Linked DNA regions of Homo sapiens: region 2 is linked to region 1. The links are chromatin contacts, found by Hi-C or POLR2A ChIA-PET in ENCODE. All regions are on one chromosome and are shown on one strand. Each heading gives the region's core, a stretch centred on a gene start or an enhancer-like site at or near the end of the contact. The rest is flanking DNA. Distances are from core to core; before and after follow the strand shown.

The links. Hi-C counts contacts between places; a loop is a spot of excess contacts on that map. ChIA-PET counts read pairs that join two places held with the same protein, here RNA polymerase II (POLR2A). Pooled maps may share reads with other maps.
Region 2: a pooled map shows a loop between it and region 1 (5-fold over the local background). The contact joins the enhancer-like site here to the promoter of REEP2 in region 1. A Hi-C loop is called at or near these places in 1 of 37 single-sample maps with no recorded cell type and 5 of 50 pooled maps. POLR2A ChIA-PET finds 5 or more read pairs at or near these places in 1 of 52 experiments (naive thymus-derived CD8-positive, alpha-beta T cell).

The regions. Positions count from the first base shown.
Region 1 is chr5:138,437,664-138,440,745 of GRCh38, forward strand. REEP2 (receptor accessory protein 2) reads left to right here and starts at 1,394. Exons shown (of 8, transcript NM_001271803.2): 1 at 1,394-1,577. The coding sequence starts at 1,546. RefSeq lists a silencer at 1,222-1,641 and an enhancer at 2,027-2,560.
Region 2 is chr5:139,261,398-139,264,386 of GRCh38, forward strand. No RefSeq gene overlaps it. Among named protein-coding and RNA genes, the nearest start is that of SNHG4, 11 kb to the right of the region's middle. RefSeq lists an enhancer at 1,258-1,327. Within about 2 kb of position 1,379, at least 6 of the 41 ENCODE cell types and tissues checked have a DNase peak (open chromatin) inside an H3K27ac peak, as active enhancers do.

The DNA.
Region 1 (3,082 bases), core at 144-2,643:
AGGTTAGAAATAGACCATTGTGTTGTTCAGGGATACTGAGCTTGAATAAGACCATGACTCTTTGAAATACACAGTTCTGAATGTGTCCTTTCAGCCCAGATGGGCACAGGTTGATGCTGTGGTCACCCGAAGGATTACAACTCAACATAAAGGGTAGAGGAATGCAGAAGCTCTAAAATGGGACAGGAAAGGAGAGCAATAGGGCTGGGGGTGTTGGTGGATGGTTGGAGGTTGGTTGCTTTCCTGAAGATCAGGAGGCAGGCTAGCCTACATTCTGGATATAAATGTCTTTAGAATCAGGACATTCACTGCCACTAGTGCTTGCTGATGGGGGTGGAACTGGAGCCCCAGGACCCTCTCGCAGCCCCTCTGTTTGAAAAGAAGGTTGACCCTTTGTTGTCAGTAACCACATTGAGAGCATAAAGCTCTGTTCCGCTGCAAAGCTTAGGAGCTGACAACCTAAAAAAGCAGACCAGCAGCCCGGTGGCTCACACCAGTGATCCCAGCACTTTGGGAGGCTGAGGCGGGTGGATCGCTTGAGCTCAGGAGTTGGAGATCAGCCTGGGCAATATTGCAAAACCCCATCTTGGCAAAAAAAAACAAAAAACAAAAAAACAGGAATTAGCTGGTGGTGTTTTGGGCCTGTAGTCCCAGCTACTCGGGAGGCTGAGGCGGGAGGATCATTCAAGCCCAGGAGGTGTGCTGAGATTGTGCCACTGCACTCCAGCCTGAGCGACAGAGTGAGGACCTGTCTCAAAAAAACAAAACATCATCTGGTCAGGGGAGATCCTCTTTCAACGGGGTGAGAAGGAGTGGGGTGGACAGGTGCGGCTGTACCTGTGACTCAGGAGCTCAGGTGGATGTCTTCAGGGCCTGTAATGAGGAGAGTTTGCTAGTCAGCAGTTGGGGGATGTAACCTGTTTAAAGTAGGCTTCCTGGGGTCATCTTAGCAGCATGACTTGGTGGCTTTGTGACTCTCAACAGATTATTGAGCCTTAAGCTTCTCATTCCCTTATCTTCAAAATGAGGGCTTTTATAGCGCCTGCCTTATAGGGTGGTCAAGAGGATTCACTGGCAACGCAGTGAAGCTCTTAGCACAGGGGCTGGCACACAGTAAGCGCCTGGTGTGGGCAGGGCAGGAGGTGGGCAGGGGTCGATTTCAGGATGTAACCATGGAGACCTCCACGACAACAGCCTAGGGCTTGAAACCCAAGAAAGATGAACAAGCGATTCGAGGAAGGCAGGGCACTGAGGGTCGGAGGCGCATGCCCGGCCACAGCAGGTGCCGGGGCGGGGGCGCGCCGCCGCCGCCGCGGCGGCCTCCCGGCCTCCCCTTTAAGAGCCGCCACCGCCCACGGCCCGCCGCTGCGGCAGGGACCTCCCCTTTAACGGCGGCGCTGGGCGCTCCGCTGCCCCCGCGGCGGCTGCTGCAGCGGCTGCTGCTGCTACTGCGGCTCCTGCTGCCGCCGCCGCCGCCGCTCGGCCTCAGGCAGCTGCATCCTCGGCCGGGCCGGGTCCCCGCCCCGCGCCGCGCCCGGCCCCGCCATGGTGTCCTGGATCATCTCTCGCCTGGTGGTGTGAGTGCGGCGGCGGCGGGGGGTGATGCGGGCTGTGATGGAGGGCGGGGGTGTTAAAGCCCGGGTGGACTTCTCCGAAGCTTCGTGCAGCAGAGTCACCTAAAGGCGCTGCGTCCTTATTTGGGGCCCCCAGAGACATGGAGATGTGGCACCCAGGACTGGAGGGGGGAATATTAGGGGAGCGTGGCAGGCCTGGCTTCCCAGGGACCTCACCCACATTCTTTATTAATAACCTCTTTTATTTCTACCGTCCTTGCTCCTGCGCCCATCCTAGAGGCTGAGCAGCACGGCTTGATTTAAAAGGGGAGGCAGGCGCGTCCCCTCCCCCACCTAGCAGGTCTGGGCTGGAGGAGATCCTCAGACCCGGGCCCTGTCCCTCTGGGGGAGGTAACAGGGTGATGGAAGAGAGTGGAGCAAGGCAGGGCCTCATCATCATTCCGCAGCTCAGAGCCATCACCAGGCCCCTTGGTCTCTCCCTTCCACTCACTGTCAGGAGACTGGGGACGAGGGCATATGCCCTTAGGCCCCCTAGGGAGGAAGTCTGGGTATCGGGAAGCAGAAATGCTCGGAGGACAAAGTGTGAGAGGTAACTGGGAGAGGGGATGTGTGTGCTCAGCCTGGGATTGTGGACCCCGCTGGGGGAGGACGCTCCGTGGCCTTCATTCCAGGCTGCCAGCCACACTGTGGAGCTGTGTCTCTGGCACCTCCCCGGGCCCCAGGAGGGAACACACACCATTCCCCACGAGCCCAGACTTTGTCCTTGAGGATTCTGCTCCGCACTCCACTTGCACCAGCCGGTTTGGAAGTATCCCTCCTGTCCATGTGGAAACAGGCGACAGCCACACATTGTCAAGGGGCTGAGCCTGACAGGGGCTCCTCGTGGTTCTCGGAGCTATCCCCTGCCCTAATGAGGACACTGCCCCTCGGCCTCCACCGTTGGGGACTGACACCGGCAGCCCCACCCTGCTCCCTTCTTCCCATTCGGTACAGCCGGGCCGGCCAAGTGCTTCTGTCCTGGTTTACTCTAGACTCCTTCTCTTCCCCCACCCATCCCAGGGGGAATGGAGGGGCCTCACGCCTCCATGTGGCCTTCAGGGTGGCTGCTTCTCTCTTGCCTGGGCAAGCCCCAAAGGGCATCGGTCCTCTTCTTTCCCGGCCTGTGTCTTGTCTGCATTCTGTACTTGGATCACCAGCGGGGCCCTCCCCTGAGCCCTGTCCCTGTGGTGTTTACATGGGGGAATAAGCCTCTTTGCCTCTCTCAGGGCCTCCTGCCCCTGTGCCCTCTGTTCCCTAGGGCCCCAGGGCCACAGTGGTACCTCTGCCTGCCAGGTAGGGTGCCCTGTTAGGTGGTGTCAGGTTCCCTCGCAGAGCCTGGCTCTGAGGGAGGTGGAGGGTAAGGGCAGATGGGTGTGAATGGGCATGAGGTCAAGAAGGAAGACACCCTGTGGCAGTGACCTGACTCCCAGTCTCCATGACATATTTGTGTGTAACCAAGGATCATGGCG
Region 2 (2,989 bases), core at 129-2,628, 820 kb after region 1:
AGGTTCAAGCGATTCTCCTGCCTCAGCCTCCCAAGTAGCTGAGACCACAGGTGCATGCCACCACACCTGGCTAATTTTTTGTATTTTTAGTAGAGACGGGGTTTCACCATGTTAGCCAGGATGGTCTCGATCTCCTGACCTTGTGATCTGCCCACCTCGGCCTCCCAAAGTGCTGGGATTACAGGCGTGAGCCACCACGCCCAGCCCTGTGCCCCTAATACTTAATACAGTGCTCAACATTCATCTTTCCATCCCCCACTCATTATTTTTTAACAATTATTTCTTGAGTATCTACTGTGTGCTAGATATGGTGGGTATAGCAGTGAACAAGGTAGACAGGGCCCTGCCCTCAAGCTCACATTTTAGTGGCAAACAGTGAGTGCTCAGTGAACAGGAGGCTCAGTGGACCTCAGCCCTACTGGGAAGCCTCTGGAGTATTTCCTGTCAGGAGCTACAAAGCAGGGAGTACAGGTTCTGTGGGGGGAGAGTAGATTTTCTTGGTGACCTCTGGACCTCTCTTTGTCCAGGTCTCCTTGGGACTGGCCATCAGGTATCAGCAGCAGGGAGGGAAGAAATGAGGAAGGGAGAGAGAGGCAAGTATAGACAAGGTCTGAGTCCCTAAAGACAGGGAATTGTGTGTGGCTCAATGCCCATGGCCACTTTGCCGAGGCAGTTTGGTAATCAGCTTTCTTTCCTACACTGGAGCAGAAGAAAGAAATAGAGCCACACAGTGAAAGACGTAAAAGGATAGAAATGATAGAGGAAAAAGGAAGGAGAGAAAAAATGGAACAGAGAGGAGGAGGAGCATAAGGAGAGGGAGTAAGATTGAGGCACAGAAACAAGGCCTGCAGGACTGAGCCCTGCCTGCGTCATTGGCGGTCAGCTCTGGGGTATAGCTCTTCATTTGGGTCATCAGGGGAAAAAAAATATTCAATTTTGAACCCTTGGAATTCCCTAGATGCTTTCAGTAGCCCACTGATCCCTCAAGTTGTCTTTGGCTCCATCTGGCCATCCCAGGAGGCTCCCGCCAGGGACCTGCCAGCCCCCAGACCAAGATATAGTCATTGTGGACCCTCTCAAGCAAAGGGCAAGTGAAGGAAAAACAGCCTGTCTGAGAACAGCAGCCACTGGTTTTCTTCGTTTAAAAAAATTTTTTTTAGTGCTTATATAATTGCAGAAACCACTGATTTTTATCTTTCTCAGAAAAGACCCTGTGTTCACCATCTGTTTCCTGACTAGGGGCTTCAGGCCCTACTCTCTGAGACACTGGCCTAACAGTATCCTAATCTGTAGGCACAGAGCAGAAACTTCCCTGAGCTGGGAGCTGGGGAGGCAGGGCTCCCAGATGCCAAGCCGCAGTCTGAGTTCCTTACAGTGATGCTGCTCTTTCTAGAAACCTCAGCTGCTCGCTCCTGAGGCTGGGATGCCATCTGCTGCTCAGCTTAGGAAACTGGCTGATGGGCTGCACAGCCAAGGCTGAGTCTGGTGGGGGCTGGGCAAGAGGCCCGCCCTGGGTCTCAGGAGAGCCATGTTTTTTGTTTCTGGATAAATCCAGTACTGGCCTTCCGGGACAGAGCAAATAGTCTGTCCTCAGTCATTCTTCTTAGACTAGACAAGATGCCTCTCTTCGACAAGAAGAGACCTAGGGATTTTAGGGGGATGGGTGGGTCTGCTCTGCCCTTCGCAAAGTTCAGTGTCATCTCAAGGTTAAATTACCGAGAGAGGTCCAGGCTGCCTCTGAAGTTCTATAGATTTCCTCAAAGGGTTTATTTTTGTCTTTTCTTTTCTTTTGCTTTTTTTTTTTTTTAATTTGCAGGTTTAACTAAGATTATTACAAGTTGAGTTAATTGGCTGAATGAAATAATGAGGCCAGGCCTAGAGGAAGTGGGGCTTTGAAGAAAAAAGCATGCTCATGCAGAATTGAAATAAAATCTTCAGACTCTCAGCAGTTTTTGAAGCCCCTGCTCTTTGGACTGTCCTCGTTCAGGCTCCAACCCAGATAGGGTTGGGAACTCTAGTATTTTAGGGGCCACATATTTGTTGGTATTTCTTGAAGAAATGGTTATTCTGAGGAAATTTTCTACAAGCCAGTGTGGTAACCAGCCTCCAGGATGATCCATCCCCAATGCTGTCCATGTACTGATATTCATGCACTTGTAAATCCCCTCTCCCATATGGTACCAGGGTTTGTCTGTGTGACCAATAGAATATGACAGAAGTAATCATATGTAACATACAAGATTAGGTTATAAAAGACACTGTGGCTTCTTTCTTGGTCACTCTGTCATCTGATCACTCACTCTGGGGCAAGCCAGTTGCCATGTAGTGAACAGTGCTGTGGAAGGTCATGTGATAAGGAACTAGGCCTTCTATCAACAGCCAAGTGAGCCATCTTGGTAGCAGATCCTCTGGCCCTCATCAGGGCCTCAGATGACTGCAGCCCTAGTGGACGGCTTGACTACAACCTCATGAGTGACCCTGAGCCAGCTTAGCTGAGCTGCTCCCCAATCCTGACCCCCAGAAACTGTATGAAATAAACATTTGTTACTTTAAGTTCTTGAAGTTTTGGGATAATTTGTTTTGCAGCAACATAATAAATTTGTTGTATGGTATTATTATTATATCATGGTATATCATCTGCATTATATCACTTCTTTTCCTTATAAAGTCTGGTGTCTGGACTCCACCCCCTTAATCTCTCTAACCTCATCTCTTACCACCCTGCCTCCCCGCCGGCTTAGTCTCACCCTTGGCTCAGTCTGCCACAGACCCGTTGAATTTGCTTTTCTCTCTGATGGAACTCCCTCCCACTCAACCAACCCCAAAATCTCTGCATGGTAACTTCTTTATCTCCTTCAAGTCTTCATTCAAATGTCACCTCCTCAGTATAGCCTGTCTTGACACTCTTCACTCCTTGTATAGTAACTCCTACATCTTCCTTTTTTTTCGCTACTGTATTCTTAGCCCTTATAGTTATATAACATGTAAT